3 separate regions of the Homo sapiens genome follow, and all the other regions are linked to region 2. Evidence: chromatin loops called from intact Hi-C (ENCODE). Cell type or tissue: Caco-2. All regions are shown on one strand. Links, peaks and the distances in the headings refer to the core of each region. The heading gives the core; the rest is flanking DNA.

Region 1 (10,466 bases), core at 1,302-9,301, 93 kb before region 2:
TTCTGGTCTAGTCATCTAGTCATGGACTTGAGGAATTTTAGGGATAGGAAGTCCTAGACATTATCTAGTTTAACGTTTCTCAACCAGTGGGTTGGGGTCGCAGTGCTGGGGGGAGGGTGCTACTGTTATTTAGCACCTGCAGGCCAGGGGTGCCAATAGCTTGTATTGTGTGAGACAGTGCCGTACCACAAATGTTCCTGTTCACAATACCAGTTCATAATGCATGGTAAGAAACGTTAGTCTGCTTCCGTGATTTAGTCCTACACAGAGCAAGCCACCCAGGGCTCTTGAGACACTGCTGTACTGACTTGGACAACCTAAACACCCTCACGGTCCCCTTTCCCTGCTGCTCCTCAGTTTAGCCTGTCTTCCCTTTCAACTCTGTTATGATGCCCACTTTGATTCCTCAAGACTTCAGCATCAAAACAGCATTCCAAACAGAAGACAAATGCACTGCAAACCAAAGAGTAATGGAGACAAAAAGCATGAAATGCCCACTGAAATCCCTAAAGCCTCTATAAAATCGTACTCTGAAAAGCCTCCGAGGCATCTGGGCTTATAATTTGTTCACTGTCTCTCCAGATTCCATCACACCCCAGTTTTATGAGGCCTGGGCTTGGGGTGATGTGAATGGTCACCTTTCCCACCTCTGGTGGCTCTTTTATCTTGCTCCAGTTGATGACCTTGATGCTTCTAGAGGAAGGAAGCAGAGGCTTCTGTCACTGAGACAGCTTCTGGTCACTTGAGCAACACAGGGGCTAAGTTCTAGAGCTCCCAGCCCTGCCTCCCAGGAGAGAGCCACAGATCACTCACTCTCCTTTTTTTCTTCCCCTTTACTTGGAGGTGGAATTCCAAGCAGAGAAGCCAGAGGCTGCCTGTGCTGTGATATTGAAGATAGAAATACTACCCTGAAGTTCCTGGCATGAAAAATATCACAGTACAGGCAGCCTCTGGAAATGGAATGAATATACCATGGTTAGAAAAATGCATCAGGCTGCAAAATTTTCACCAGGCAGTCCTACTATTAATAATGTCATATGATATATTTTTTAATAAAGCAATACATTAAAAAACGAATAGTAACTGGAATTGAAAAAGTCCTGGCTGTATCACCAGATGTGTCTTCTTCAGTAAGCCATTGAATTTCTGAGAGTTCTCAGAAATCGTGTAATGGGGGAAGAGCCTAACGCCCTCCTCCCAGGTCCCTAATCTCCCAGGAGATTAAAGGGGCTGTGGGATGGGAAAGCACTTTGGAAATTGTAAATAGCTACAACAAAGTTAATTGCTATTCTCATTAGAGCTATGAGGCTTTTAGTGGCTTTAGGCATTAATAATAGATGAGCTAGCATCCAGGACTGTGGGCCGTAGTTTTAAGTTTCTGTTGATTCTTGTTGTATTTTGATTTATTAGGTCCAACTTAATCTATTTCAGGCCAAGGCAATGGGTTGTGAGCTGAGTAAATAATAAAGATAATGTGATGCACTTAACACAGTCAGAAGAGGACTGTCCCCAATTAGTCTTTTTTTTTTTTTTTTTTTTCTAGCACAGAAAAAAGCACAGCTCTTACTGTATCTGAAAGACACTTTGGTAGGAATGCTCATCAAGACGGGGCTTGCACCTGAGGCCATTTCTTAGGAGTAGCTTTTGCCTGCATCATAATTTCAGAACATGTGATACTTGGGATGCTTTTCGTCATTGAGGTTTACTTGTCTTTATATGGAACATAATTTGTACCTGCAAAATCAAGACTTAACGATTAATTGTTTTCCCTTATGGAAGCCTAAGGCTTGTTTCTACGTATTTCCAGGGTTTTGTTCTTTAAGGAACACATGCTTATGAAAAAACACAAATACTTTCAGCAAAAAGTCTTCTGTGTCTCCCTTCCTCAAGTTGAGCTTGGAGTCAGTGGAGCTCTGATCTGCATTTGCATTTGAGAGGGATGCCTTCTTGGCAAATACAGCATGCCAGATATGTCAGTATTGGGTTGCTTGGAACTCCTTAAGCTTACTTAAACATTCTTTAGAAACACATTCCTTTGAAGAGCTCAGCAGAGCTCCCAGCCACGAGAATGCTAGGCTTATTCACAGCGTGGCTTTTACTCTCTGTAACTAATCCACAGCACATCTCTCTGGAAGGAAGCAAAATTTAGCAAGTTGCCTGTTGATTGTGTACCATACAGTATTTTTGCATTAAAGAAAACTACTTATTTCAGATACCTGGGGAGGGGCTTTATGGATAACATCCATGTGGAGATGCTTGAAAATACTGTTTGTTACACCAAAGTGAATGGGTGTTTTGTGCTTGTGTGATGCAGTAACTATGATTCTTATTTCATTTATTTCTCATTTAGAAGGTGTCGTGGTGCTAAGTCTCTGATACAAGGAGTTATCTTAAAAAAAAAAAGGCAGTGACTTGAACTGAGTGGTAGGAATAATAATATGTCCCATCTCATCACCTCCCCACAGGATTTATGTGTTCTTTTAATGGGTCTGGTTTGTGGATCGTTTCACCTTCATTGGTTTCCAGCTGAAAGTGCTGGTGGGCAGCTGCTGCAGATGATTAACACTTTCACCTAGCCTCCCATATTCTTATTGTTAACATTAAATTACACTTGCCTTAAATCTCTTTTTATTCAGTTTCTTCATTGGTTGTTAGATGTTTGTAACTTTTTTCCCCCAAGGTCCACCATGTTTCTTCATAGCAACCATGGTAATTATTAGGATAGTAGGCATATCTGGGGTTTACACTGCCTGTTTATTTGAAAAATATTTTTTCAGTTTCAGGTATATAGTTATTTCAAATAATGTAACATTGCCATACTTAACGTAACTATAATAAAAATAACTTAACCATAATTATCTCATGCAGAATAATCATTTGAACATTCCAAAGGTGATATAAAGAGAAATAGACTGGGCATGGTGTCTCATGCTTGTAATCCTAGCACTTTGGGAGGCTGAAGCAGGTGGATCGCTTGAGCCCAGGAGTTCGAGACCAGCCTGGGCAAGGTGGCGAAACCATGGCGAACCTTTATTTAAAAAACATGGCAAAGCGTTATTATTTAAAAAAAAAAGGATAAAGGGAAATAGGTCCAAATCCCTATCTACTAAAAGCTTACAGCCTAGTCTTATTTATTTTTTAGAAGAGTCTGGGCCAATGAATACTTTTTAAAAAGTTGGCTTTTAAAGCATATGCAGATTTGATCCTTGCTTTCCTTACCTGACGGGACCCTTTTTGAGCTTTTGGCTATTGTCAAGAAAATATAGCAATTAAATCCCATTATGATAATAGCTATGGAAATGTAGTACTTACAGTGGCAGGTACTATTCTAAGTGTTATTTATGTTAATTGATTTAAATTTAAAAATACAGAGATCTTCACTTAGGGTATGACAAGATAAATTTTATTCCACCAAGGGGACTGGGGTGTGGAGGTGGGGGTTGGCTGGTTCTAACAGGATTTCCCCCATCCTTTGCTGCAGCTGCTTCTATTTCTATATAACTCTGGGCTGTAACCCCTCCACCACACCCTCTGCACCCTCCCTATAGTGCTGCCCCTTCCAATGTCTCTTTCATCCTGCAGGCAGCAGGGTTCTTGGCTTGGACTCACACAGTTCTTTCAGCCAGAACCAGAGGTAATCTGCAGAAGCTATAATATCTCACTGAGGTTAGTAATTGGAAAAAACTACTGAACTCTCAGGCTGTGATGAGCTTTTTGCATTAGGCTAGTGGGTGGGTCTGATGCTTTTTGGCTGCTGGGGTGATCAAGGAAGGATTGAAAGAGAAAGACGAGAGTCCTCAGAAATGGGGTCCCACTGCTTCTAAGGTTGTGCACATTAGGAAGTCGTGATTAGGCCAGTGCCTAATGTTACCTCTCTTGGGCAGAGAGGACAGAAAGCCATTAGAGGACAGAAGGCCATTGGTTCGGGTGTTTATTTTATGCCTGCTGCATCTCATAAAGCCCCTGGGCTGTAGAAGGAGAGTTTAGGTTGCTCTGGACAGAGTATGGGCTTCTGAGTCAGAGGGAACTTGAGTTTGGCCCCTTGTACTGCTTACTATGTGTGTAGACGTGGGCAAGTTACCTAATCCCCTACATTCTTCATCTTGTCATCAAATTCAATAAATATTAAGTGCCTGCTATATGTGGCTGATATAGGCTTGAACAAAACAAGTTCTATTCTCAAGGAGCCAGAGAGGGTGACAAATGGTAAACAAAATAAATTAATACATTATATAGATGGCAATAAGTGCTAAGACTGCAGTTTTAAATAGGGTAGTCAGAGAAGGCATCACTGATTAGGTAACATTTGTACAAACACTTGTAGGCCCTAAGGGAGAAGCCTGTTTCACTAGCTGGTGATAAGAGCATTCCTTGTAGAGGGACCATAGTGCAAGGCCTTGAGGCAGGGGTGTGCCTGGTGTGTTGGTAGAGGAGCAAGGAGGCTGGTGTGGCCAGAGCAGAATGAGCCAAGGGAGCAGGAGGTGATGTAATCAGAGAGGTAAGTGGGGAGCAGACGCTGGAGGACTTTGGAGACCATTGTCCAGACCTGGGCGCTTATTCTGGGTAAAATGAGAAGCCACAGTGGTAGTGAGGGAGAGGGTGTTTGAGTAGAAAAGTGACAAGGTCTGACCTGAGGTTTAAAGGATCACCTTGGCAGTTGTATTGAGATAGTGTGGGGGGCGGGGGGTGGGGGGGAAGGAAGAACGGAAACAGAAAGACCAGGCACGGGGCTGTTCAGCATCCACGTGAGAGGTGATGGAGGCCTGCATCAAGATGGGAGTGGTAAACGAGGGAGAATGATCGTATCCATTTAATAATAACCAGCTGATGGGATGCTGTGAGGTTAAATGGGATGCGTAGGGAACGTGGGTTTGTAGGTTCTCCATAGAGGGTAGCTGCTGCTCTTATTATTGAGACTCTTGTTGTAGGACAGTCTCTCTCTCGCTCTCGCTCGCGCTCTCGCTCTTTTAGACAGGGTCTCGCTCGGTTGCCCAGGCTGGAGTGCAGTGGCACGATCATAGCTTATTGCACCCTTGAACTCCTGGGCTCAAGAGATCCTCTGCCTCAACTTCTTGAGTAGCTGGGATAAAGACATGTGCTACCCGCCTGGTTAAATTAAAAAAAAAAAAATTATAGCGATGTGGCCTTGCTATATTGACCAGGCTGGTCTCAAACTCCTGGACTCAAGCAATCCTCCTTTCTTGGCCTCCCAAAGTACTAGGATTATAAGTGTGAGCTACTCTGCCTGGCTGAAGGACGGTCTTGAAGTAAAGGAAACAAATTGGGAATTTGCCCATCCAGTCTGCAGCAGTAGTGTGGGGAATAGAACTTAGACGTGCTGGCTTTAAAGCAAATAGAGGGCTTCTTGCCTTTCCCTTTAATGAAAAATCTAAATCACTGTGCACCCACAGCCTGGAAATGCTCAATTAAATCGCATGCACGTCACAGAACTCCTGACATCACAGCTTCTTTTTTTGGCCCCACCTTATACCGTGTGAGCTTTAACTGTAAGTAGCGAGCTTGGTTTCCATGAGTCACATGTGTCCACAGGTAAGTTGTGTGGCTGATTGGCCCATTATGTCAATTTCAGATTAGCTTTTATGGTTTTAGTTTCCCTGTGTGTCCTCCCCTTGCCCTTTCTTCTCTGCAGGCAGAGTTGGTCTAATCCTGACCATCCTGGGGCTATGCTGGTTCTCCATTTCCTTACCCGGCATCTGTATTTCTGCCTTCTCCAGGGGCTGTCCTCCCGTATGCACCATCTGTGCAATTTCAGCACTTGCTACCCATCCTGAAGTGCTTAGAGATTGAGTAGTTGGAAAATAAACAGTGGAGGGATCATTGTATTTTCATTTTTTAGTGTTCTTAAAAGATACAGGATTTCTGTTGTGAATAAGTAAGGGATCAGCATAGGAAACAGCAACTCCTCTAGGCATTTTAAGCAGAAGGAGACAGAATTGAGTGCTCACAGAATCACTGGCAGGGCTGGGCCCTCAGAGCAACTCCCAGAAGAGTGAAGATCTGGTCCTCTGGCAGGGCTGCCAATTACAGGACATTAACTGGACCTGTAGGTTCAAGAATCCACTCTTTACTGGGTTCCAAAGTTCAGGAAGCCTGAACGGAGAAGGGTCTGCCACTACAGTGCCTCCTGGCACTCAAGAGAGTGGCCCTAGAGTGTGGTTACAGAAAACCCACCCATTTTGTGCAGCCATTATGGAAAGCCATATGGAGGTTCCTCAGAAAATTCAAAATAGAACTGCATTGTGATCCAGCAATCCCACCTCTGGGTATATATCCAAAGGAAATGAAATCACTGTCATAAAGAGACATCAGCACCCCACGTTTGTTGCAGCATTACTTAAAATAGCCAAGATGTGGAAATAACCTGTGTCCACTGAATAAAGGAAATGAACCCCAGTAGTATATTCATCCTTAATAAAGGAGAGCCTGCCATTTGCGAAAACATGCGTGAACCTGCAAGATGTTATACTAAATGAAATAAGCCAAACACATGACACTACTGTGTGATTCCACTTATATGTGGAATCTTAAAAAGTCAAACTCATAGAAATAGAGTAGGAAGGTAGTTGCGGGGGCTGGGGGAGGGCGGTGGAAGCAATGGGAACATGTTAGTCAAAGGGTATAAACTTTCAGTTATAAGATGAATAAGTTCTGGAGATCCAATGTGCAGCATGGTGACTATAGTTAGTGTATTATGCTTGAAAATTGCAAGGAGAGTAGATCTTAAGTATTCTCACCACATACAAAAGTAACTGAGGTGATGGATGTGTTAATTAACCCGATTGTGGTACTCATTTAGGAATGTATGCATATATCAAAACATGTTTACCTTAAATTTATACAATTTTATTTATTTTTATTTTTTGAGATGGAGTTTCTGTCACCCAGGCTGGGGTGCAGTGGCGCAATCTCAGCTCACTGCAACCTCCACCTCCCGGGTTCAAGCTATTCTTCTGCTTCAGCCTCTCGAGTAGCTGGGATTACAGGCGTGTGTTACCGTGCCAGGCTAATTTTTGTATTTTTAGTAGAGACGGGGTTTCACCATGTTGGCCGGGCTGCTCTTGAACTCCTGACGTCAAGCGATCCGCCCTCCTTGGCCTCCCAAAGTGCTGAGATTACAGGCGTAAGCCACCACCCCCAGCCTAAATTTATACAATTTAAATTTGTCAGTTATACCTCAACGAAGCTGGACAAAACAAAACAAAAACCCACTTCCCATTCCACAGTTTGCTTGCCAGCCAAAAGCTGCCCAGAGAAGGCCTCTGCTTCACTTCCTCCCTAATTTTGCACAGGTGACTTTAGTTGGTTCGCATCCCGATCTCTAGCTGCAAGGTGTGGAGCCTGAAAAATGTAGTGTTTAACCTTCTGTCCTCTCCAACTAGGAGGCAGTTGAGGTGAGATTAAACAAGCCAATCCCTAGTCTGCCTCACCTCATGCTTGTCTGTGGTGAATACTGCAGGGGCCTCTTCTTCCATGTGTTGGCATTGGCCAGTGTTGAGGATTCCATATGCAATATAAATAAGACTCTATGCTAAACACTGAATCCAACTGTCAATATTTTCCAAGCTTATCTCTAGTACAATACTGTGTGCTTTGTAACAGGGTAACTTTTATTATCAATTAACATTGTGATGACCACCTCTGATATCTGTAAAATAAACAAAGTAGGCTCCAATCACTGACAGGCAGATTTTGGTTTGTTTATATTTGAAGAAAATAATGGGTCTGTATTTCTGTTAAACACATAATTTTTTTTATGGTTCATATCATTACATAAAAAGACTGGGCTAGTTGCATTATTTATGTAAAAATATATTCTCAGTATTTGATATGAACAGCAATTTTAGCATACTCTTCACTATAAAAATATGCAGGAGTGGATGTTAAGTATAGGTAAATAGCAAGGAAAGCACAAACCAGCATCAGCACTGGTCTTACCAGTCTGATTTCTCTGGAGTGCAGAATTACCCATTTGTTGCAGCTCTATGTTGAGCAATGTTCTGTAAAAGTTAATCAAGTGTCTTTAATCATTAGCTGATAAAGCAGCAGGGAATTAAGCTAGCCTAATTAGTTTGGGAACTAAATCAGACAGAACAAACAGAGCACGGGGTAGGACAAATGGATGTTTGGTGGCCTCATTGGAAGAAATAGGTTACCTTTGATATTATGGTAATTCCTTGTCATTCATGGGATTCCTGAGAAGTGCCCTTGCTGATAAAAACTGAAATTGGCAGATCAGTGTCTATTTCAAAATTGGGAGTTGGGATAAAATAAAGTAGCACATACACATCTAATCCTACTTTATATATACACATGTATACTATAAAATATATATAGTAAATGCTCCAAAGATAGCTGCTTCCAAAACAGACTATATTCCTTGGTAATTCTTTCAAATCATTTTATTTTATTGTTCAGGAAACTTTCCTGTAGCTGTGTCCTAGAATGATCCAGCTGCCAGTTTTATATTATGCAGCCTACACTTTTCCCCCCAAGTTTGATTATGAAAATGTTCATACATACAGCAAAGCTGACTTTTACAGTGAACACCTGTATACCTACCACCTGCATAAATTCTATATTTTATTAAGCTTGCTTTATCACCTAGATACCACCTGTATTCATTATTTATTGCTGTATAACAAATTACCCCAAACTTAGTACTTTATTTAAAACAATAAACATTTAGTATTCCGTACTGTTTTTGTGCGCCAGGAATCCAGGAGTGGCTGGGTGGTTCTGGCTCAAGGTCCCTTGTGAGGTTGCAGTCTAAGACATTGGCTAGGGCTGCAGTCTTCTGTGCTTTGATTGAGCCTGGACAATCTGCCTCCAGGAGGTCTCACCCACATGGCTGTTGGCTTGAACCTTAAAGGATAGCTCTGGTCAGGTACAAATGGGTGTTGACAGTAAGTGACCTAGAAGTGATGAGAGTTGGGGAAATCAGGGAATTCCCAGGAGGTGGAACTTGCCATAGCATCCCAGCCAGGGCACAGGTGCAGAAAGAGAAAGTCATATGAAGTGTAAAGCAGAATGAGAGCATGGCTCAGAGATACGTGTGGGGGGCAAAAAGGATTTCCAGCAGAAAAGATAGATTACATTGGGGGAGGTGGCTTTAATGGCTCCTAAAGGGAGGGTGCCTCAGCTACTGAGATTGAAATTGTCGGACACGGTCATCAACATTAGAAAAACAGCAGCACTGAGATTTATTTTCCTGGTTACCTATATTTTATTCACATATTTAAGTGTTAAACTGAGGTTGAAATGTTGTGAATGGTCCCCACTTCTTAAAGCTTTGCTCTACTGGGAGATTTTTAAGAAAATCTCACGGCACATCTTCCTAATTTTTAAATTTGTATTCCTGTTCCTGACCCCAGAATAGGCCCAACTAGACAACAGATCTGTGGGAATGTTTGGCTCTCCATGAACCACAAAGACTCCTCCAACACAGAGGTGCAGTACCCACCTGGGCCAAGGAGGGAAGATGCAGGTGAGGAGGGTGCTTCCAAAAGGTGTGTGGAGCTGTTTGTTGAGGGCCATGAAGCTCTTGCACAGGGATGGGAGGAGGCAACTAACCAGGGCTCTGGGTGGAGGCCAGCTGCCCTCCCTCTGGGCGACTGTGCACCCTCCCACTCTCCCTGGGAGGCGGGCGCTTCCTTTGAAGTGCACCAGTGACCTGCCTCTCTCCTGGCTGCTTCCTGATGTCTTGCTGGCAGCAAGTGGGCTAGGGTCGGCTTGCCCAGAGGGGCGCATCCAGGTGGGGTTCACCTTTCTGAACCAGGTAGGGAATGTCTTGGTGCTCCCTTGATTTGAAGGGGAGGACCATCCTTTATTGGCAAAGAACAGAGAGCAAACAATGAAAAGACCACACTGGGCCAAGTCAGTGACCCATGAATAAGGAATTCCAAGCTTTTAGTGCGGGAGAGCCTTGGAAATCATCTCATACAGCCCCTTCACTTAAAGATAAGAAAGAAACATGAAGCCAAGGGACTGGACAACTAGTTTAAGGGTGGGCTAAGTAAGACGTGGAAGTCCTGGTTTTCTGTTACTGAGGGCTGCAGTTTATTTTATGCCTACTTTGTATGTATTGGATTCTGTAGAATGACAGTTCACACAGTGCCAATTCATTATATTACAAAGATAAAACATTGCCTTTATTTTTTTCTCAAAATAATAAAGGTTATATGGTACTTGCGGCATTAGCACTTGCCAGGTACTGTTCTCCCTTCCTGACAGATAGAAATCGTCATTTAATCTTCTAACAGACCTATGAGGTGAATACCATTACTTTCCCCACTTTATGGGTGAGGAAACTGAGGCCCAAAGAGGTCAAGTTAACTTCTCCCAAGTAATGTGGTGATGTCTAGATAGTGAGTGACAGCATTGGGATTTAAGCCAAGTATGCTGACTTCACAATCCATGTTCTTAACCACACTATACCTTAATCGCCA
Region 2 (10,466 bases), core at 828-8,827:
CCACTTGGGAGGCTGAGGCCAGAGGATTGCTTGAACCTAGAAGGCAGAGGTTGCAGTGAGCCAAGATCGCGCCACTGCACTCCAGCCTGGGTGACAAAGTGAGACTCCATCTCAATTTTTTAAAAAGTACTCCTGGGTCTGTTGGCCTCTTTCCAGCCTCCCCAGGCAGCTTCTCTCCTTGCTGGTCTGTATTTTCCAGCTGCCCAGAAGCACTTGTGTCCCACCATGCTGTCACCTCCCTCATAGCACACACTTCTCTGTCCTCATGTGATGAACTCCCCTGTGTTTCAGAATGTCTTAGGAAACTTTGTGAAGGGCACATACTCAATGTCAAGAAGTCCTTGACAAGGATATGTGGTGACAGATGAAGCTGGGGACCAGGCCCAGCCAGTGGAACCTGGTCATGCCACTCTATCTGATCAGCTATGATTTCATTGGAAGAATCGAGGTTAGGGAGCACATGGCTGAGCACAGTCACTGTCAGAGAAAGGTCACTCTTCATCTCAGATGCTGCCTTTTTCTGAAGGCTTTTTATAGCCCACTTTTTTGGGGAGTGATTAAAGTAAGCTCTGACCTCTTTCCAGAATCATTCTAGTGCTTTGGTCACATTTCATGGGGAGAAATTAAGATCCTTTATTGTCTGTTATCTCTGTTTTCCTCCATGGCTCATTACCCATGGCAAACTGGTGCTTTCTTGAAATCATTAATGTGTATCCTGCTAGAGTATCAATAAAGGCCTTTGGGAAGACCTTAGGGGTATGCTTCAGCATGGGTGGGGCCATGGTTCATTGATGTTTGAATGTTTCTTCACAGTGAAACTTGTAGGGGAAAGCAAAGGAAACATGTTTGCTTGAGAATTTGGAGTTTGGCAGGGCAGTTCTCTAGATAGAAGTTGATTCACATCAAAAAGTGTTATTTCTTCTGGATGTCACCCTTGATGTGGCACCTTGGGAGCCGACATGCTTAGAGCATTTGAAGCGAATGGTCTTCTCTATGACCCAGCAACAGGGCTAAGAAGGCTACTCAGGTGCACAAGGAGAGGAACACGCTGTGTTCTGCAACCTCCTGGCATTAGCCTGGGTGCCCATCAGGAGGAGGATGAGTAAATAATAAGTGAACCAGAACTACATGAATAACATGAAAAACAAATCTCAAAAATACAAGGTTAGACAAAAAATGCCAAATTATATTGTATAGTTGAAAACTATTAGGCCAGGCACAGTGGCTAACGCCTGCAATCTCAGCACTTTGGGAGGCCGAGGCAGGCGGATCACTTGAGCCCAGGAGTTCAAGACCAGCCTAAGCAACATGGTGAAACCCCATCTCTACAAAAAAATAGAAAAAATTGGCTGGGCATGGTGACACATGCCTGTGGTCCCAGCTACTCAGGACACTGAGGTGGGAGGATCGCTTGAGCCAAAAGGTTGAAGCTGCAGTGAGCCATGATCATGCCATTGCACTCCAGCCTGGGCAGCAGAGTGAGACCCTGTCTCAAAGAAAAAAAAAAACAAAGGTTTGAAACAAGCAACACAATGTTTATATATATTGTCTTTGACTATAAACATGTAGTAAAAAATATAATGAAAAGCAAAGGAGTGATGAATACCAAATTTGAGAGAGTGGTTACCTCTGGGGATGGAAGAGAAATGAGACCTGGGAGTTGTTCACGAGGAATGTCAATGATTTATTTTTTTTCTTGAAATGGTTGGTGGTTATGTGAAGTTTAGAATATTACTTATGTTTTTTAGTGGTTGAAATACTTCATAATTTCAGTTTAGTGTTTTTGTTTGTTTGTTTTTTAAGGCAGGGTCTTGCTCTGTTGCCCAGGCTGAAGTGCAGTGGTACAATCACAGTTCACTGCAGCCTTGACCTCCTGGGCTCAAGTGATCCTCACACCTTAGCCTCCTAGGTAGCTGGGACTACAGGCACATGCCACTGTGCCCAGCTAATTTTTAAAAAAGAAAATGTTTTTATAGAGATAGGGTCTCGCTGTGTTGCCCAGGCTGATCGCAAACCCCTGGCATCAAGTGATCCTCCCACTTCAGCCTCCCAAAATGCTGAGATTACAAGTGTGAGCTACTACACCCAGCGTAGAATTTTTTTTTAAAAAGAGGAAGAACCGGCCAGTCATGGTGGCTCATGCCTGTAATCCTAGCACTTCGGGAGGCCAAGGCGGGTGGATCATTTGAGGTCAGGAGTTCAAGACCAGCCTGGCCAACATGGTGAAACCCTGTCTACTTGAAATACAGAAATTAGCTAGGTGGTAGTGGTGTGCACCTGTAATTCCAGCTACTCGGGAGGCTGAGGCAGGAGAATCGCTTGAGCCTGGGTTAGCCTGGCATTAGCCTGGGTGCCCATCAAGAGGATGATGAGTAAATAATAAGTGAACCAGGATGCAGAGGTTGTGGGGAGCCGAGATGGCGTCGCTGCACTGCAGTCTGGGTGAGAGAGTCAGACCCTGTCTCAAAGAAAAAAAAAAAAGGAAGAACCTTTCCTAATCAGTTCAATCAACAGTTTTAATTTTCACCTGTTACTAACTGGACTCCTCTGGGGCTGATGACCATGACATCTTGCTGTTCTCCCACCTCTTGCCCAGGTTCATCATGGCCACTTCATTATTCCTCAGTATTAGCACCAGTGAGAAATTAAGAGAAGGCACAAAACCCCTCGTTTTGCTACTTGATAGTCTGATGAGTGGAGAGTAGAAATAATGCACTAAAGGAAATCTTCACATTTTGAACATATCGTGTTCATTGATTGCAATGACAATAGCCAAGGTTAACTGAGACAAACTTGAATTTTGGTTAACCCATAAGAATCTCCTGCCAATCCAAAGGGGCAGGAGGGAGTGATCATCCGAAAGCCCCTGTGCAAACCTTGCTCTAGGCCCTCTGTCTCCCAAGGGAGTAGCATTGAGGACTTGTTCCGAAATCATTGTTCATTTTGCATTCACAGCATGGCCGGACTCCCCTGCATCTTGCTGCCAATAAGGGCCATCTTCCTGTGGTCCAGATCTTGCTGAAGGCTGGCTGCGACCTTGATGTCCAGGATGATGTGAGTAGAAGCCATCATTCTATCAGGCTGAGTTGGCAGGGGAGGTTTTCTGGCTAGAAATCCACAAAGTGTAAGCTGTGAGATGGGAGGGTAGTAGATGCTCTCGCAGCACATTTTAGCTGCATCTTGGTCTCTGTGGCAGCAAGAACTTCCTCTGGAAGACCTGCTCTGAGGCCCATTCTCAGTAGCAAGTTAGAGTTTGGGAGTGTGGGGTGGTTCTCCATCATGGTTCACTTCCTGTCTATTATTCAAGTGATCACTTCCTCTCTATTGTACAAAATGCCTCAAAGGGGATTTTTGCCTGTGTCCTGTCTCAGCATAAAGAGACACACACATGCACATTAGTGAGTATGGGCAAGACTTGCCGGAAATGTGTGTCAATGACCAAATTTACCATTGGAGAAAAAATGGGGATTAAAAACTTAATTTTTTTCTCATCTTAATTTCTCTTGGTCAGTGAATATGACATGGAAAATGATCTATTCAAGTTGGGGAGTTGGGGGAAGACACAGATCTCATGGAATCTAAGAAAAAGGAGGCCTCCAGAAAGAGTTTACTCTGCCACCATGCTATTATTGAGACATGGCCATCAACCAACTCAGCTCTGAGTCTATTCATTCAGGTTATCTAGAGATGGACTCTGATTGGCTCCTCTGGCATCAAGTGGCCAATCCTGAGTGAGTCAGCAGTGGCTGGGGTGGAGTCACGTAGTACAGTGGGCTGCCCTACTGGGTCTTTGGAGAAGGTGGTTCTCTAAGAAAGGACCATATAAATTGTCCTCCAACAGCTATTAGGAAAAGGTCTTTTGATAATACAGTTGAAAACTATTTTTAGAAATGGTTGCAACACTAATTCATGTAGTAGAACTCTAAGAAATAAGAACTTTTATGGGGAACACAGAATGTTGGAGTGTTTGCACTTATAACCTCTTCCAAATTCACCTTTAATAACTGTAGTTATAGAGTGTGATTCAAATTTCACATCTTCAGATATGCTACAGTGTGGTTTACTAAAGTGCTTCTAGTTTTCTTTGGGTCTGTGTATAATGTCATAAAACTTGGCAAACACACAGTAAGAAGGACAGTACTTGCAAAGAAATAACTATGACTGTTTTATGCATGGGCAGAAGGCCATCCAGTGTCTTTCATAAATCTCTGGTTATATCTGGAACTTGCTGGGTCATCAAAGATGTTATTTTCAAAAAATGTTGATTTAGCTTTAAGCCATTGATTTCTACCTTAGGTCATAATACTTTTTTATTTTCCTGCACTATGGTCATCATAACATTCTCAACTATATCATATCCTTAGATGACAGGAACAAAAATACAAGGAGAGAGAAAAGATTTTGGCCACAGAAAAGGTGGGGAATTGAGTTATTACTGGTGCAAACATGTTGGGATGCATTTGGTCTTCTCTTCGCATAATTAAAGGCTTTGCTTGCCACAGTGGCAAGGCCAAAATGCCAGGCATGCTAACCCATTCCAACTTGACACCCCTGCCTCACATCCTGGGCTCTAAGTATCACTGTGTTCTCATGCAGCAAAAGCCTTGCTAATTTCCTAGAACTGCTGCTGTTTATACCAGGCAAGGTAGGAAGTGAAACAGGCAAGAATTTTCTTAGGTAGCCAAAGTGAGACGTGTCAGCAGAAGAAAAGCCAGCTCTACTTTTAGACAGAGAGAGTCCCTTTTATTTATTGAAGGTATTTTCTTGCATCTTTTCCTTGTCCTAGAGAGACAATGCATATATTGCTTCTCCCAGATAAATTAAAATAAAAATACAACAACAAGAAATAATTGGGAGTGGAGAAGGTAGAATTGACCTTCACTAGTTCTGAAGAAATGCATTTGCCAGCAATATGATCCATGCCTGTTCTCTGTGTATTTACCATGCTGTTGATGACCAGCCTTGAAATACATGCAAGAAATCAAGGAAGAAAACTCTTGATGTGTGTCCTTTAAAGAATCTAGGAGATCAGTTATTTGAAAAAATCTCAGAAGTTACCTGTCTTGGATGGTGGGTAGAAACAGAGAATGTTAATGATATGAAGAATTTACTCCTAACTTCATATTCTACAGATACTGATCTTTATGGCATGGTAAGAACTGAGAATTAGTTGAAGAATGACCTCCAGTGGCCTGGAGTGGGATTATTATGAATTTCAACCTGTGGAAACCAGTTCTTTAGATTATGCAACTCCAGGAGCAAATTCTTTCTTGCTTCCTGCCAATCGTGTCAACTCTCATTGGAGCGCTAATGCCATCTCTGATTGGTCAATGAGCAATCACATAGCTCCCGCCTCAGAAATAGTCCAGGATGCTGTGGCCACAGTGAAAGCCATGAAAGAAGACAAAAATAAGAAAAACCACAGAGGGAAGGTTAGGAAGGACCCTAGAAGATCAGAGAGAGAAAAAGAGGTCAGCAACTTGCTTTACACACCTAACCTGTCTTGAGCTTCCTTGCAGTATGTCTGCCTGTGCCACATGGGGGTGTTTCCTCTTGAAGAGGCGCACACTGCACCCTTGCATGACTGAAATCTGCCAACACTACACTCACTCTTTTTCACCATGTAGGAAAGAAAAATAACAGTATTTCAAAACAAAGATTTAGACCTTATAGGCACCAAAGCTCTTAAAATCCCAAAGTGAGAAACACTGTCTCAGAAAAACTGAGAGCTGGCAGTTCACGTACTTCGCAAATGGGTCAACATGTTCCAAATCAAAGTGCCAAACTGCAAGGTTGCAGGCCCTTCAGGTTTCCAGCTACAGCATCTTTCCTTCTGCTTCTTGTAGTTAATCATTCAACAAATGCTTTTGGGGCAGCTCTAGTGGCTATGCTTTACTTTATGAAAGAGGCAGTCCCAACCCCACAGATGCATCTGACCTTTTCTGAGGCTCGTCCTAAGGTTAATGACTTCACAGGTTGGAAGCAGCTTGGGGTGAGTGCAAAGAGCCTTGACAATTTGATTTCTGGTCCAAGCATGCTGTCCTAGGCTTATCAATAAAATGAGAGAATTAGACATCAATAAAATGAGAGAATTAGACTTGGCACACAGTAGGGAGTCAATAAATATTCAGTCCGGGCCTGGTGGCTCACACCTGTAATCCCAGTGCTTTGCGTGGCTATGGAGGAAGGATTGCTTGAACCCAGGAGTTGGAGACCAGCCTGGGCAACATGGCAAAACTCCATCTCTACAAAAAATAAAAAAATTAGCTGGACATGGTGGCAAATGCCTGTGGTCCCAGCTACTCAGGAGGCTGAAGTGGGAAGATTGATTGAGCCTGGGAGGTGGAGGTTGCAGTGAGCTGAGATCATGCCACTGCACTCTAGCATAGGTGACAGAGTGAGACCCTGTCTCAAAATGAGTGGATGTTCACCAAATAGATAATTCAGTAAACACTGTTGAGAGTGCTCTACCTTTTCCCAGCATTTAAGAATTTCATGATTGACTTAGGTAGGTATCATATGCAAGTAAGAATTATGTCAAAGTAGCCACTTGTATGTATTGAGGCCACATCTTGTTTCTTCGTGTCATTTCAAGGAGGAAATGTTTCAATGGTAAATTTTAATCTTATAGGAGGAAAGAGTCCATTTGTAGATAACTGACCCTGTTTCAACTGAGGGCCTCAAGGTACTAAATTGTTTGTGTTGTATTCTAGGGAAGAATAGATCCAAGATGATAACCTGAGGCAGCTATTGTTTACATGTTTCATGTCTCTCACCTCAGAGCCTTTAATTCTCATCTTGGTTACTTGAGAAGGGTGGGTTTTTCAAAGCCTGAGAAAGCGTATTGCCCAGTCCTCCAGAACCATTCCAGCTAGTGTCAGCACAGCTAGCAGTACAGCCAAGGACAGCCACTTTTGGTAGGGAGAGTCCGAGCCTGGCCTGACAGCAGTGTTTATCTGACCCGGGCTCTCGGTGAGGTCTCTGTCTGAGAGGACGGCTGGAGGGGGAGCTGTGGCCTGGAAACAGGCAGGACAGCCAAAAGGTCCCCCAGAGGAAGGGGTGTGCAGGACCTTTGCCAGCAGCTTAGGACACTATGTGTTCTCGCCGCAACCTCACACAAGTCATTAGATTTCCTTGAGTCTTGCTAGTCTGGAAATGTCCTCCCAAGGTCTGAACTGAAAGTTAGATTGAGCTGCTTGCATTGAGCTAGAGTTTCACAAAGGAAAATTTTCTCAAAGGAAGCAAATACAGTAGATTGATGATGAAAGCAAGTAATAAATAACTTGGTGCCATTCCGGCTCCAAAGATACCTCAACTCATAATTTAGAGGGCAGCTTGTGAAACATGACAAAAAATATTTGACCTAAACCAAGGCTTAGGTTAGTCTGTGCCGTACCATCCAGTGAAGGCCCTTCGTGAAATAATTTGTACAGCAAGAGTGGCTAACACGACCCATATGCTCAGGGCTTGTTGCTCATACTTCATGAACAATACAGAGTGATAAGCTTTGTCCTGGAAAAAGTTGTTTTTATTGGTCCAAAGAGCACTAGAGTGTAAGTAGTTTGTGGTTATATTAAAAAGCCTGTAAGAAGTGGAAATCTAACCAAGTCAGCACTACCCTGAAAGCGTGAGCTGCAGTCGCGTGGTTCTTGCTAAGAAGGGCACTGTCTTTCTTAGCAGGTCAGTAATCATCATTGCACTGGAGGCCTATTTTGGGAAATTCCGTCACCATTCTGATAGAGAAATGGGAAGTCTTGGAAATCTTACGGAAATTTTAAAAAGTTGAGACGTGGGGCCAGGCACGGTGGCTCGCGCCTGTAATCCCAACACTTTGGGAGGTGGAGGTGGGCAGATCACTTGAGGCCAGGAGTTCAAGTCCAGCCTGGCCAACATGGTGACACCTTATGTCTACTAAAAATATAAAAAAAAAATTAGGCATGGTGGCAAGTGTCTGTAATCCCAGCTACTCTGGAGGCTGAGGCAGAAGAATCGCTTGAACCTGGGAGGCAGAGGTTGCAGTGAACCAAGATGGCACCACTGCACTCCAGCCTGGGCGACAGGGCGAGACTCTGTCTCTAAACAAAAACAAAAAGTTGAGACTTGGGCAGTATCTCATATGATTACTAGTTTCCTTGTCTAGAACTGCTTTCTAAGAGGTCTGAGGTAGACAGCGCAAATGGCACAGCCTACCTCCTGCAGCCACTGACCCAGCGGCCACATTCTTTTTTTAACCACTGCAAGGGTTCTCTTTGAATAAGGGGTCTGGGAAGGTGGATGAGAAGAAAATCAGCCTGAACCTAACTGATAACAGGAATAATAGTTTAGGATGCTGAAGGGGGGAGGTCGGTGGTGGCAGTGCTGAGGACAGTGATCTGTCCTCAGTGTCCTGACCCCCCCTCACTGCAGAAATTCCTTACCTTCCACAAATGAACAGTGGGAAGAGAGTCTGTGACAGGGACAGTCCTGTTACTGGGGTATTGTTTCTGCTCAGACTTCTAATAAGTAGCGGTTTTTCCTGATGCTAAAAGTTATCCGTGTTAAATATAAAAAGCTGGAAAATATTAAAAAGTATAAAAAGTTAAAAGAGAAAAATCCTTTCATGGATTTTTAAAGGGAGACTTTTTAATTTTAAGAAAGCAATTTTGAGTTTTAACTAGGATTTTTTATTGTAATAAAATATACATAGCATTAAATTTACTGTCTGAACATATTTACGTATACGGTTCAGTGGCATTAAGTACACTCACATTGTTGTGCAACCATCACCACCATCTATCTTTAGAACTTTGTTTCAGATTACATGTTTTTAATGTGCATTGTTTGTTACAGATCTGGGGAGTTTAGTAAGTAGAATCAGTATTTCGTTAAGGTTGTTTATAGGTAGCAGTGCATCCTTCTTTTAAAAAATCTGTTTTATCTTATGATGGCCTCTGTCCTCTTTTGGGCCAAGCACCAGGGACGCCCCAGAATGTTTTCTTTGCCCCTCTGGTGCTCTGCCAGGAAACTTCACAAAACTCTGACCAGCCACATCATAGAATCCAAGAAGGCAATGGAGGGACCCTGGGATCATCCAGGGTGACACACCTGAGGTCCAGCAGGGTGACAGGCTTCTAGCAAGCCATGCACAGCCCAGGCCTCCTGACCCCTTGTCTCGTGCTCATTGCTTTCCACCAGAACATTTCCACACTGCCCACCCATCCTCCCTTTCAAGGCTGGACCACAGGCTCAGCTTGATTTACCTCAACTTAGCTTCCTGAGGACCTGTCAGAGATAAAGGGTGCTCTTAGAGACTTCAGAACTCTCCTGTTACAGTCTTGACCTGCTTACCTCTGGGAGTGTTTCATCCTTCACTCAACTGCAATTAGGAAGAGTCAAGTTCCCTTTGGCGCCTAAAGGAGAACAACGGCCGGCAATCCCAGGAATCCGATCATAGAGAAGAGGGCTCAGAGTGCAGCATAAATCAGTGAGGATGTTGTCATGAACTCTCTGAAGAGGCTTCTTAGAAATATGCAGTGATAGCTGCAGTCCCTGGAGTCCTCAGATGAAATAGGGCAAACCCCTGCATTGCCGTTGACTAGTACAGGTCAATGAACAAATGACCCGCCTGTCATCAAATCATGAGTGCTGCTAACTGGCAGAGCTGGACAGTGGTCCCCCTGCAAGCTGGAAACTCGGCAGGCAGTAGAGATTCCAGGCATTGCTGCTTTAATTGCATAGCACACACCTGCCCTCACACCCACTCTTCACACCTGTGATAGTCATAGCCCCTGGATGGCAGGAGAGAGCCTGACCCTCATTTTGAGGTTGGCTCTGTGGCCGAGGGCTATTCTTGCTGTCGGCTTAAGGTCCCCCTCTTAGTTTATGAACAAAATTTCTCTGCCAGCGTGCGTTGTCTACTAACAAGACCACAAAGCCCGCCTTGCCTGTGGTAACCAAGCCCTTCTGCGAATAACCGCTCTGCTCTGTGTGGGGACGGGAGGGGTCCTTGTGTCCAAGTGTCAAGTGAGTAGTGCAAGCAGGGGGTGCAGGGGAGCTGACTGCTGTTCCTGCCTTTGTGTCACTTTGCAGGGGGACCAGACCGCCTTGCACCGGGCCACAGTGGTGGGGAACACGGAGATCATCGCGGCGCTCATCCACGAAGGGTGTGCCCTGGACAGACAAGACAAGGTGAGTGGACACTGAGCTTCCTTACTCCCCAAGGCAAGGGAAGCCAGTGGCTCAGGGGAGCTGGAGGAGCCCGCTCTGGAAACTTTTGAGTCCTCGAGGTATTATAATTCCTGTCTTACCACTTATGATTTAACATGATTAAATCAGCCTAAAATTCCTTTGAAACACTATCTGGTATCCCAGCCAATTGTAATTTTTTTTTTTTTTTTTTTTTTTGGAGAGAGGGTCTCACTCTGTTGCCCAGGCTGGAGTGCAATGGCATGATCATAGCTCACTGCACCTGGAACTCCTGGGCTCAA
Region 3 (10,466 bases), core at 1,736-9,735, 70 kb before region 2:
ATGAGACTTATCAGGGGGGAATTCTCTAGCTAATTCTGAATCTAGTTAACTTCTGGCCTGCAAGAATGTCTACATGATATGTTGGCATCCAAGCCATGGGAGAAGGGTCCCTGGCAGATGCTTTATTGAAATTCTAGTCCACAACCCCTGCTGTAGGGCAGGCAACTGTTAGGGGCTTTTTGAGGCTGTTGCTGGGGCTTGTGAGATGCTTAAGGAGCTCGACTGCATCTCTGAATGGTCAGAGTAAAAGAGTGTCATAGAAAGAACTGCCAAATACCTTTCTGTAGAATGAGCTGAAATAGAAGTGCTTCCTCAAAACCTGCTAAAGGGGAGATTAAGAAATGAAATTTGATTGGGGGTGTCATCTTGAAACAGTGTGATGACCCTTCTTGACAGGCCAAAAAAGAAACAACTACTCTTCTAAATTGGGAATTATGTGCCAGCCCTGTTTCGTTTGTCTAGTTCACTTTGACAGTGATTTAGTTAAGCTTTGCTAAATCCATGGGAGAGGTTTTAGCTTCCTGGGTCAGCAGTTTACACCTGTGGCTTGGGAAGTTTTTCTAGGGCAGCCCCAGAAAATTTAGGGAGTAACATCTCTTGATTTTAGAGAAATTTCCCATAGAATTTGTTTCTTTTCTTCCAGAGTAGATGAGGAGGAAGAGTCTCATAGCCTTGTGCCCTACCCATTTAGATTTGCACTCTTCCTGGTCTCAGGCATCTGACACCAACAGCCAGAGCATAAAGAGAGAAGGGATTAAATCTAGTGTCCCGAAGCCCTACCTCAATCCTCCTGAGACCCAGCCTCCAGCATGTCAGGTGCGGGGACTGGGGATTGCTCCAGGTCACAGGCATTCCTAGGTGTTGATGCAGAGATGATATTCTGTGCCCTGGGTCAGCCTAGGTGAGATGGAGACAGCAGATTCCCTCCTGAGAGCTGGAGCAGCCTCTTCAGTTTGTTTTATTCTCACTTAACAAGTCTGCAAAGGTGTTAATGTGTGCCAAAGTGTATTGGGTTGTAGGCCTCAGAAAAGGGTGTTTAAGGAGCTGTGGCACTATCAACTCTCAGGTTTGCGTTAGACAAGATTAGCATCTTCCCTTTTTTGTTCTGAAGGCTGTTTGCTTCTCTGCATTGGTAAGTGGCTACCTTCATGGGAAAGGCCAGGGATGGAGGGCCAGCTCTTAGTGAATGAAAGGAGAGAATTTGCCTTCAAAGACTGTCATGCAAAAGAACTAAAGATAAGATATTGAAGAAGGCTTTTTCTGTTATTGGTCTAGTTTATAGTTGGAGGACCTTCTGGTTCTTTTATTGGGAGCAGTGAACTTTTTCTAAGAATAGCTCAGAGGTACTGACCTGTGGCTAGAAGAGGGCAGTTCTTTATGTGTTTATCCTATTGATAACTCGTTCTTCTCCTGCCTAGAGAAGAGCTTTATTTAGTGCCCTTCTGGATCCAGAATTCAGTTTTTACCATAAGTCCAGTATTTCCTTGGTTCTATGCCCCAAGTACCCATAGTGATGCTGAGAAACGTTTGCTATGGTAGAATCTGTGGCATACCCAGGCTGCCAGCCTCATACTTCTCTGTGCTCATTTCTTTAGTAGGTGGAACATTCATTTATTCACAGTCCCTTAGGACACTACTGTGTTAGGTGCTAAGCCTGCAGAAATGTATATGTTGAAGTCACTACCCTCAAGGAGTTTATAGCATGAATAAATCTTTTTTGTCAGCATTTGTAATCTAGTATCAAAGAATAATCCTAACAGCAAATTCTCTGCCTCCATCTGATAATGATGCAGTCCGTTTGGCTACCAAACATGTTCCTATAATAAATTGAACTCATATGCAATTGGCTAAAAGGTGAATGATGTCAGTTCTTATATGGTTTTCACCCTAGGCCAGGAGAGCCAGACTAGCAGGAGTAGGATGATAACCTTTGGCAGGAAAGGAAAGGGCCATCAGCTCAGCTTTTGCACCCACAGGAGCTCTTTCTGCTGTTTTGTTTGTTTTTCCTCTTGATAATTTTCTTTTTATTTTTTTTCAGTAGCTTTTTGGGAACAGGTGGTGTTTGGTTACATGGATAAGTTCTTTGGTGATCCCTGAAATTTTGATGCACCCGTCACCCAAGCAGTATACACTGTACCCAGTGTGTAGTCCTTTATCCCTCACCCCCCTCCCACCTTCCCCTGAGTCCCCAAAGTCCACTATATTATTCTTATGTCTTCGTGTCCTTAGCTCCCACTTACAAGTGAGAACATACGATATTTGCTTTTCCAATCCTGAGTTACTTTGCTTAGAATAATGGTCTCCTACACCATCCAGACTGCTGAGAATGCCATTATTTCGTTTCTTACTCAGCCATAAAAGGGAACAAAATAACGACATTCGCAGCAACTGGGCTGGAGTTGTATTCAGTATTTTATGTCCAAGTAGTATTCAGCCATAAAAAGGAATGAAATAATGTGGTGTATATACCACATTTTTTTTAGCCACATGTTGATTGATGGGCATTTAGGCTGGTTTCATATTTTTGCAGTTGCGAGTTGTGGGGCTATAAACATGCATATGCAAGTGTCTTTTTCATATAATGACTTCTTTTTCTTTGGGTAGATACCCAGTAATGGGATTGCTGGATCAAATAGTAGTTCAACTTTTATTTCTTGAAGGAATCTCCACACTGTTTTCCATAGTGGTTGTACTAGTTTACTTTCCACCAGTAGTGTAAAAGTGTTCCCTATTCACATCCATGCCAACATCTATTTTTTTTTTTTAATTTTTAAATTATGGCCATTCTTGCAGGAGTAAGGTGGTATCTGATTATGGTTTTAATTTGCATTTCCTTGATAATTAGTGATGTTGAATCTGCTCTGCTTTAAGAAAATTAGGCTGGGTGTGGTGGTTCATGCCTGTAATACCAGCATTTTGGGAGCTGAGGCTGATGGATCACTTGAGGTCAGTAGTTCAAGACCAACCTGCCCAATATGATGAAACCCTGTCTCTACTAAAAACACAAAAATTAGCTGGGCCTGGTGGCACACACCTCTAGTCCGAGCTACTAGGGAGGCTGAGGCAGGAGAATCACTTGAACCTGGGAGGAGGAGGTTGCAGTGAGTTGAGATTGTGCTGTTGCACTCCAGCCTGGGCGACATAGCAAGATCCTATCTCAAAAAAAAAAAAAAAAAGAGTGCCTGTGCCCAGGCTCCCTCCCTAAAGACCTGCACCCCTGGCCTTGAGAGCTCTCAGATGGCAGCAAGTTGCACTTTCTCCTGCCTGTTTCTCACTGGGAATCCAGCATTTCCACGCTGTTGTTTTTGTGCATTTTAAATATATCCTGTGGCATCCTCTTGCTGCTGTTGTCCAAAGGACCACCAGGATGGCTAATGAGTAGAAAGGATTATTGGCAATACATCAGTAGGCAAACCAGGAAGAGATAGCCTCTGGCATGGACCAAAGGTGTTCTCTTTTTGCATAGGGAAGGGGCAGGTTGGGTTTTATGCCTCACTGGGCCTGTATCATAGAATAGAGTCATACATATTCAGCAGGTTTAGGGGAAAAGCTATACATAGTTATGAGGGGAGTCCTGCACATGAACAATGAGTAAACATGTAACATATATCTCATGTTCACTTTGGGGTGGGATTTTAACATTAAAGCAAAGTGGAATTTGGCTCTCTGTCTAAAGGTGAACTATAGGCCACAAAACACAGTCTTTGTAAGCTGGTCAAAACTGGCTTGAGGTCTGCAGTTGCTTATCAGGAAAGAATGTATGTAAGTCCCATTCTCTGTCCAATTGGAGTTGTAGTGGTCTGGGTTGTAAATCAGATTTAGGAAGACAATTTGTCTGACAGCTCCTATTTTTAGGGAGTTTGGCAAGAGTGTGGTTTTTCTTGTAGCTGTAGGAATTTAGGAATTCGGGGCTGTGCCCGCCAAGCCCTGAACCCTCTACCCTCTGCCCATGGGTAACTTTTGTTTCCTTAACCTTAGTGTTCGTCTTAGTCGATAAAGGGACATCTATTTTAGTCTCTCAGATCACACTGCCATGAGCTGCTGGCTTGTTTGTGAGGTACCAATTATGTGTGTACACACACTCTGGTTGCCAGGGGCTTTTAATGCTCCAGAGTGGTCTAATGGTCTACCCCATCCAGTTTCCCCATAATCTCTGGTGCTGACATCCAGGGAGCCACAAAAGTTGAACATTCATGAACCAAAGAGGTGGCAGTTTGAGCCTTCCATTCCCTCCTTCAGCCTTGCTCCTATACCTTTTCATCTATGAACTCTCAAGAAAGAGTAACAGCAGCTGTCAGCCCACAGTAGTCCTGTTGGCAGGCTCTAAAATGTGTCTTCTCAAATTGCAGCCCTGGCCTGAGCTGGAGAGAGTACCTAGTGGAATTCTGCCCATTTCACAGTGGTTCAGATCTGCAAGAAACATATGCCCTGTTTACCATTTCCTGATGGGTATGGGGTGAGGGCTCCTAAACTATGGTATTAGTCAGGGTTCTCCGAGAAACAGAATCAAGAGGACATACAGACAGAAATTTATTTTAAGGTAGTGGCTCACACAGTTATGGAAACTGAGAAGTCCCATGATCTGCCATCTGTATGCTGGAGACCCAGGAAAACCAGTGGTATAGATCTGAAGGCCTGAGGGGCAGGGAGCCTATGGCGTAGGCTCCAATCCAAGTCTGAAGGCCTGAAAACCAGAAGAGCCAAGGGCAGGAGAAAATTCCCAGCTCAACTGTCAGGCAGAGACTTCAGCCTTCAAGTGACTCTCCCACCTTGGCCTTTTTGTTTTATTCAGGCCCTCAGCAGGTTGGATGATGCTCACCTACATTGGGGAGGGCAATCTGCTTTATTAAGTCCAGCAATTCAAATGCTAGTATCTTCCAGAAACATCCTTGCACACATACCCATACATAATGTTTAACCAGATATCTGGGCATCCCTTACCCCAGTTGAGTTCACACATGAAATTAACAATCACAGGCATAGGTATATGTTGGAAATAGAGCAGGTTCAGTTTCAGACCACGGCATTAAGCAAATATTGCAATAGAAGTAGTCACAGGCATTTTTGGTTTCCCAGTGTATATGAAAGTTATGTTTATATTATACTGTAGTCCAGTAAGTATGCAAAAGGATTATGTCTAAAAGGACAGTGTATATACCATAATTTAAAAATACTTTTAGTCAGGTGCAGTGACTCACGCCTGTAATCCCAGCACTTTGGGAGGTGAGGAGGGTGGATCACCTGATGACAGGAATTCGAGACCAGCCTGGCCAACATGGTGAAACTCTGTCTCTACTAAAAATACAAAAAATAGCTGGGCATGTTGCTGGGTACCTGTAATCCCAGCTACTTGGGAGGCTGAGGCAGGAGAATCACTTGAACCCGGGAGGCATAGGTTGCAATAAGCTGAGATGGCTCCACTGTCCTCCAGCCTAGGTAACTGAGCAAGACAGGGAGACTCCGTCTCAAAAAAAAAAAAAAAAAAAAAAAAAGAAAAAGAAAAGAAAAACAAACTTTTGCTAAAAATTCTAATGATCATTTAAGCCTTCAGTGAATTGCAATCTTTTTGCTGGTGGAGGTTTCTGCTGGTGGAGGATCTTACCTCAGTGTTGATGACTGCTGACTAATCAGGGTGGTGGCTGCTAAAGGTTGGGTTGCTATGGCAATTTTGTTTTTTTGTTTTGTTTTGTTTTTTGACAGAGTCTTGCTCTGTCACTCAGGCGGGAGTATAATAGCGCAATCACAGCTCACTGTAACCTCAAACTCCCAGGCTCCAGTGTTCCTCCCACCTCAGCCTCCAAAGTATCTGGGACTGTAGGCACACACCACAATGCCTGGCTAATTTTTTAAATGTTTGGTAGTAACAAGGTCTCACTATGTTGCCCAAGCTGATCTTAAACTTCTGGGCTCAAGCAATCCTCCTGCCTTGGCCCCCCAAAGTGCTGGGATTACAGGCATGAGCCCCATCGCACCCAGCCACAGTTTCTTAAAGTCAGACGATAGTGAGTTTGCCAGATTGATTGACTCTTCTTTCACAAAAGATTTCTCTGTAGCATGTGATGCTGTTTGATAGCACTTTACTCACAGTAGAACTTCTTTCAAAATTGGAGTCAATCTTCTCAAATCCTATTGCTGCCTTGTCAAATACATTTATGTACTATTCTAAATTTTTTGTTGTCATTTCAACAGTGTTCACAGCATCTTCACCAGGAGTAGATTTCATCTCAAGAAACCACTTTCTTTGCTCATCCGTAAGAAGGAACTCCTCATTCATTCAAGTTTTATCATGAGATTATAGCAATTCAGTCACATCTTCAGGCTCCACTTCTAATTCTAGTTCTCTTGCTGTTTCCACCAAAAAGTAAGTTATATCTTCCACTGAAGTCTTGAACTTCTCAAAGTAATCCATGAGGGTTAGAATCAACTTCTTCCAAACTCTTGTTAATGTTATTTTGACCTCTTCCTGTGAATCACGAATGTTCCTAATGGCATCTAGAATGTGAAGCCTTTCCGGAAGGTTTTCCATTTACTTTCCCCAGATCCATCAGAGCAGTCACTTACTGTGGTAGCTTTGGCCTTACAAAATGTATTAAGACTTGAAAATAGAAATTAAATCCTTGATCCATGGGCTGAAGGATGGATGTTTTGTTTAGTAGGCATGAAAACAACAGTAATCTTTTTGTACATCTCCATCAGAGCTCTTGGGTGACCAGGTGTATCATCCGTGAGCAGTAATATTTGGAAGGGAATCTTGTTATCTGAGCAGTAGGTCTCAATAAGCATGGACTTATTCAGTAAGCCATGATGTAAACAGATGTGCTGTCATCTGGCCTTTGTTGTTCCATTTATAGAGTACAGGCAGAGTAGAATTAGCATAATTTGAAAGGGCCCTGGGATTGGCACATCAGCATTCACTTCATTTAAAGTCACCAGCTGCATTAGCCCCTAACAAGAGAGTCACCCTGTCCTTTGAAGCTTTGAAGCCAGGTGTTGACTTCCCTCTAGCTATGAAAGTCTTAGATGGAATCTTCTTCCAGTAGAAGGCTGATTCATGTACATTGAAAAATCTGTTGTTTAGTGTAGCCACTGTCACCAATTATCTTAGCTAGATTTTCTCTTCTTAGATAACTTACTGTAACTTCTACATCAGCACTTGCTGCTTCACCTCACACTTTTAGTTATGAAAGATGATTCCTTTCCTTAAACCTCATGAACCAACCTCTGCTAGCTTTAGACTTTTCTTCTGCAGCTTCCTCACCTCTCAGCCTTTGTAAAACTGAAGAGAGTTAGGGCTGTGCTCTGGATTAGGTTTGGTTCAAGGGAATGTTGTGTCTGGTTGATCTTCTATCCAGACCAAACTTTCTCCATATCAGCAATAAGGCTGTTTCACTTTATTATGCCTGTGTTCACTGGAGCAGCACTTTTCGTTTCCTTTAAGAACTTTTCCTTTGCATTCACAACTTCGCTAACTGGTGTTAGTGGCCTAGCTTTTGGCCTTTCTTAGCTTTGACATGCCTTCATTAAGTATAATCATTTCTAGCTTTTGATTTAAAGTGAGAGACATGAAACTTGTCCTTTCACTTAGAGGCCATTGTATGGTTATCACTTGGCCTAGTTTTGATTTTGTTGTGTCTCAGCAAATAGGGAGGCCCAAGGAGAGGGAGAGAGAAGGGGAACCAGGGGTTGGTGGAGGAGTCAGAGTACACATAACATTTACCAATTAAGTTTGCCATTTTATGTGGTGTGGTTCAGGGTACCCCAAAACAATTACAGTAGTAACATAAAAGATCACTGATCACAGAGCGCCATAACAAATATAATAACAAAACAGTTTGAGGGCTGGGCATGGTGGTTCACGTCTGTAATCCTAGCACTTGGGGAGGCCGAGGTGGGTGGATCACTTGAGCCCAGGAGGTCGAGACCAGCCTGGGCAATGTGGTGAAACCCTGCCTATACAAAAAGATACAAAAATTAGTTGGGCACGGTTGTGTACATTTGTTGTCCCAGCAACTTGAGAGGCTTACTTGGGAGGATTGCTTGAGCCCAGGAGGTTGAGGCTGCAGTGAGCTGTGACTGTGCCACTACACTCCAGCCTGGGCAACAGAGTGAGACCCTGTCTCAGAAGAAAAAAGTTTGAAATATTGCAAGAATTAGCAAAATGTATGACATATGGACATGAAGTGAGCACATGTCGTTGGAAAAAATGGTGCTGATACGACTTGCTCAAGGTAAGGTTGCCACAAACCTTCAATTTGTTTAAAAAAAAAAAAAAGTGAAGCACAACAGAGTGAAGCGCCGTAAAATGAGACATGCCCAAATCTTATTGATTAGGGAAGGGGGAGTAGTTCACTGTTTTTTGTTTGGCCTCATTCTGTGGTGACCTTAAGTGAGTAAAAACACTGTTTCAGTGGCAACTGGGAGTTGAGTAGCACAGTTTGCTTTCAGGGAGAGGGAGACAGACCATCAATGGTGTTCATTTTGTGCAGTGCCCAGACAGCACCAGGCTGGCCACTCACAGTGCTTTATCTTGGGGCCAGTCAGGGCCAGCAGGAAGGGCTCTGGTTGGAGGAATAAAGAATGTGGTAAAAGCCAGGAGGGCTTGCTTTGAAAATGTTCCGGGAGAAATGGAGAACTGGATTCTGAAAGTTGTACTTGCTGGGTGGAGAGGTTCCAGTAACAGCTACATTGGTATCTCCCGGCTCTGCCATTGTCTCAGTCCTCTAGTCTTCATGCTGCTCAATGGCCGACCACTTGAAAGTCATGGATACTACCTCAAGGAACAGATCTATTTATTAAATTCAACATTGGAATGTCAGGAGTTACAAAGTCTGTTGGGTTTGTTTTCATGACACATACGCATAAAGTGTAATCATGAGATACCGAGGCAGGCATTATTATCCCCAGTGTGCCTTAGGAGTTGTAAGTAAAGGATACATGATAAATCATTGTGGCTGCACACCTCAGAGAGCTGTGTGTCTATGGGAAGGAGAGGTGGCTCGGGGCCTGTGAGCATGCATCCGCCTGCCAGTGCGCGGAAGGTGCGCTCCTGTCTGGGAATCGAGCCAAAGTGCGGATCTGTTCTTTCTCTTAGCTCCTGTTTTCACAGTTATGTCGCTGTTAGGATGAGGAAAGGAGGTAGCGGAAACAATAGAATGGAAGATATGGGCAAATAAATATGCTCAAATGGAGAGAACCAATGAATCCCTGTTACTAGCAAGTACTTTCCTTGAAGGAAGTTTATAGAATGTTTTATCTCCCATTTCTAAGAGAAAAGGCATTAATATCCAACCATGTGGATCGAAGCATCTTGATATTTTATGGATTCTTCCATTTCTGCTTCTCTGCATTCTCCCCCTAGTGCAAGCCTTTGACATCTGCACATGCTGCTTGCAGCAACATCTCACAGCAATATCTCCTGGCTCCGTCATTGCCCCATCCCTCCAGTCTTCATGCCACACTGTGGCAGACCATTTAAAAAATTGGAGATCCGGTCTCTTGGACCTTCCTCCAAAATGCCCTCCTGGGGTTCACTATTGCCCTGTATCCCTTCTTTGATCTTATATCCCATGACTTACCTGCCAGTATCATCGGACCTTTGGGTGGCCCACACTACCACCTTGTCTCTCCTCACTCCCTGTATTAGGATTCTCCTACAAAAAAGGCCAATAGGTTGTGTGTATATAGAGAAAAAGATTTAGTAGAAAGAATTGGCTCATGCCATATGGAGACTGGTGAATCCAAAATCTGTAGGGTGGGTTGGCATGCTGGAAACCCAGAAGAGTCAATGGTGCGGTTTGAGTTCTAAGGCCAGCAGGCTGGAGACCTAAGAGAGCTGATGCTGCGGTTCAAGACAGTCTGTTGTAGAACCAACGAGGAAGAGCCAATGTTGCGGATGAAGTCTGAAGTCAGTCTGCTGGTAAATTATCTCTTGCTTGGGAGAGGCTGGTCTTTTTGTTCTGTTTAGGCCCTTAACTGAATGGATGAGGCCCACACACATATGGAACCAATCTGCTTTATTCGGTCTATCAATTTAAATATTAATGTCATCCAAAAACACTCTCACAGAAATACCCAGAATCATGTTTAACCAAATATCAGGGCACCCTGTGGCCCAACCAAATTGACATTATTAACCATCACCTCCCTCTTTTGCTTTCTGTCGTCTGTTTATACTGGACCTCTCCTAACTTTTCTAATATGTTACATTAATTCTGAACTCTGGGCTTTGTACGTGCTGTTTATTCCATCTGGAGTGCTTTTTCATCTGGCTCATTCTAATTCATCTATCAGCTGAAATTCCCCTTTCTTAAAGGGCACTTCCCAAATTTCCCTGGCTAGGTTTATTCCCTCTGATATATGTCACCAGAGCACACTACACTTTCCTTGATAACGCATATCACAATTAGAGTTCCTTGTTCATTGTCTGCCTTCCCCACTAGAATTTAAGCTCCATGAGGGCAGGGAGC

Evidence for each region. Hi-C counts contacts between places; a loop is a spot of excess contacts. Peaks named below come from ENCODE experiments on the same cell type or tissue, not always from the same donor. Only the 100,000 strongest peaks of a DNase experiment are listed, where the experiment ranks them.
Region 1: a loop joins it to region 2, with 2.9 times the contacts of the local background. A loop is called at or near these places in 3 of 110 quality-filtered maps.
Region 3: it touches region 2 in a loop (2.6-fold over the local background); 2 of 110 quality-filtered maps call a loop at or near these places.

What each region holds. Positions count from the first base shown.
Region 1 is chr6:89,499,454-89,509,919 of GRCh38, forward strand. The region is part of intron 1 of ANKRD6 (ankyrin repeat domain 6); the gene reads left to right. It overlaps LOC105377889 (a long non-coding RNA gene), which reads right to left. Exons shown (of 3, transcript XR_001744257.2): 3 at 8,821-8,883. Among named protein-coding and RNA genes, the nearest start is that of ANKRD6, 72 kb to the left of the region's middle. In Caco-2, for the core only: no CTCF peak of the experiment used is centred there; DNase peaks (open chromatin) are centred at 4,418 and 7,458.
Region 2 is chr6:89,592,961-89,603,426 of GRCh38, forward strand. ANKRD6 (ankyrin repeat domain 6) reads left to right here. Exons shown (of 16, transcript NM_001242809.2): 3 at 2,956-3,054; 4 at 10,069-10,167. Among named protein-coding and RNA genes, the nearest start is that of MDN1-AS1, 40 kb to the right of the region's middle. In Caco-2, for the core only: no CTCF peak of the experiment used is centred there; DNase peaks (open chromatin) are centred at 3,722 and 5,281.
Region 3 is chr6:89,522,135-89,532,600 of GRCh38, forward strand. All of the region lies in intron 1 of ANKRD6 (ankyrin repeat domain 6), which reads left to right. Among named protein-coding and RNA genes, the nearest start is that of ANKRD6, 94 kb to the left of the region's middle. In Caco-2, for the core only: no CTCF peak of the experiment used is centred there; no DNase peak of the experiment used is centred there.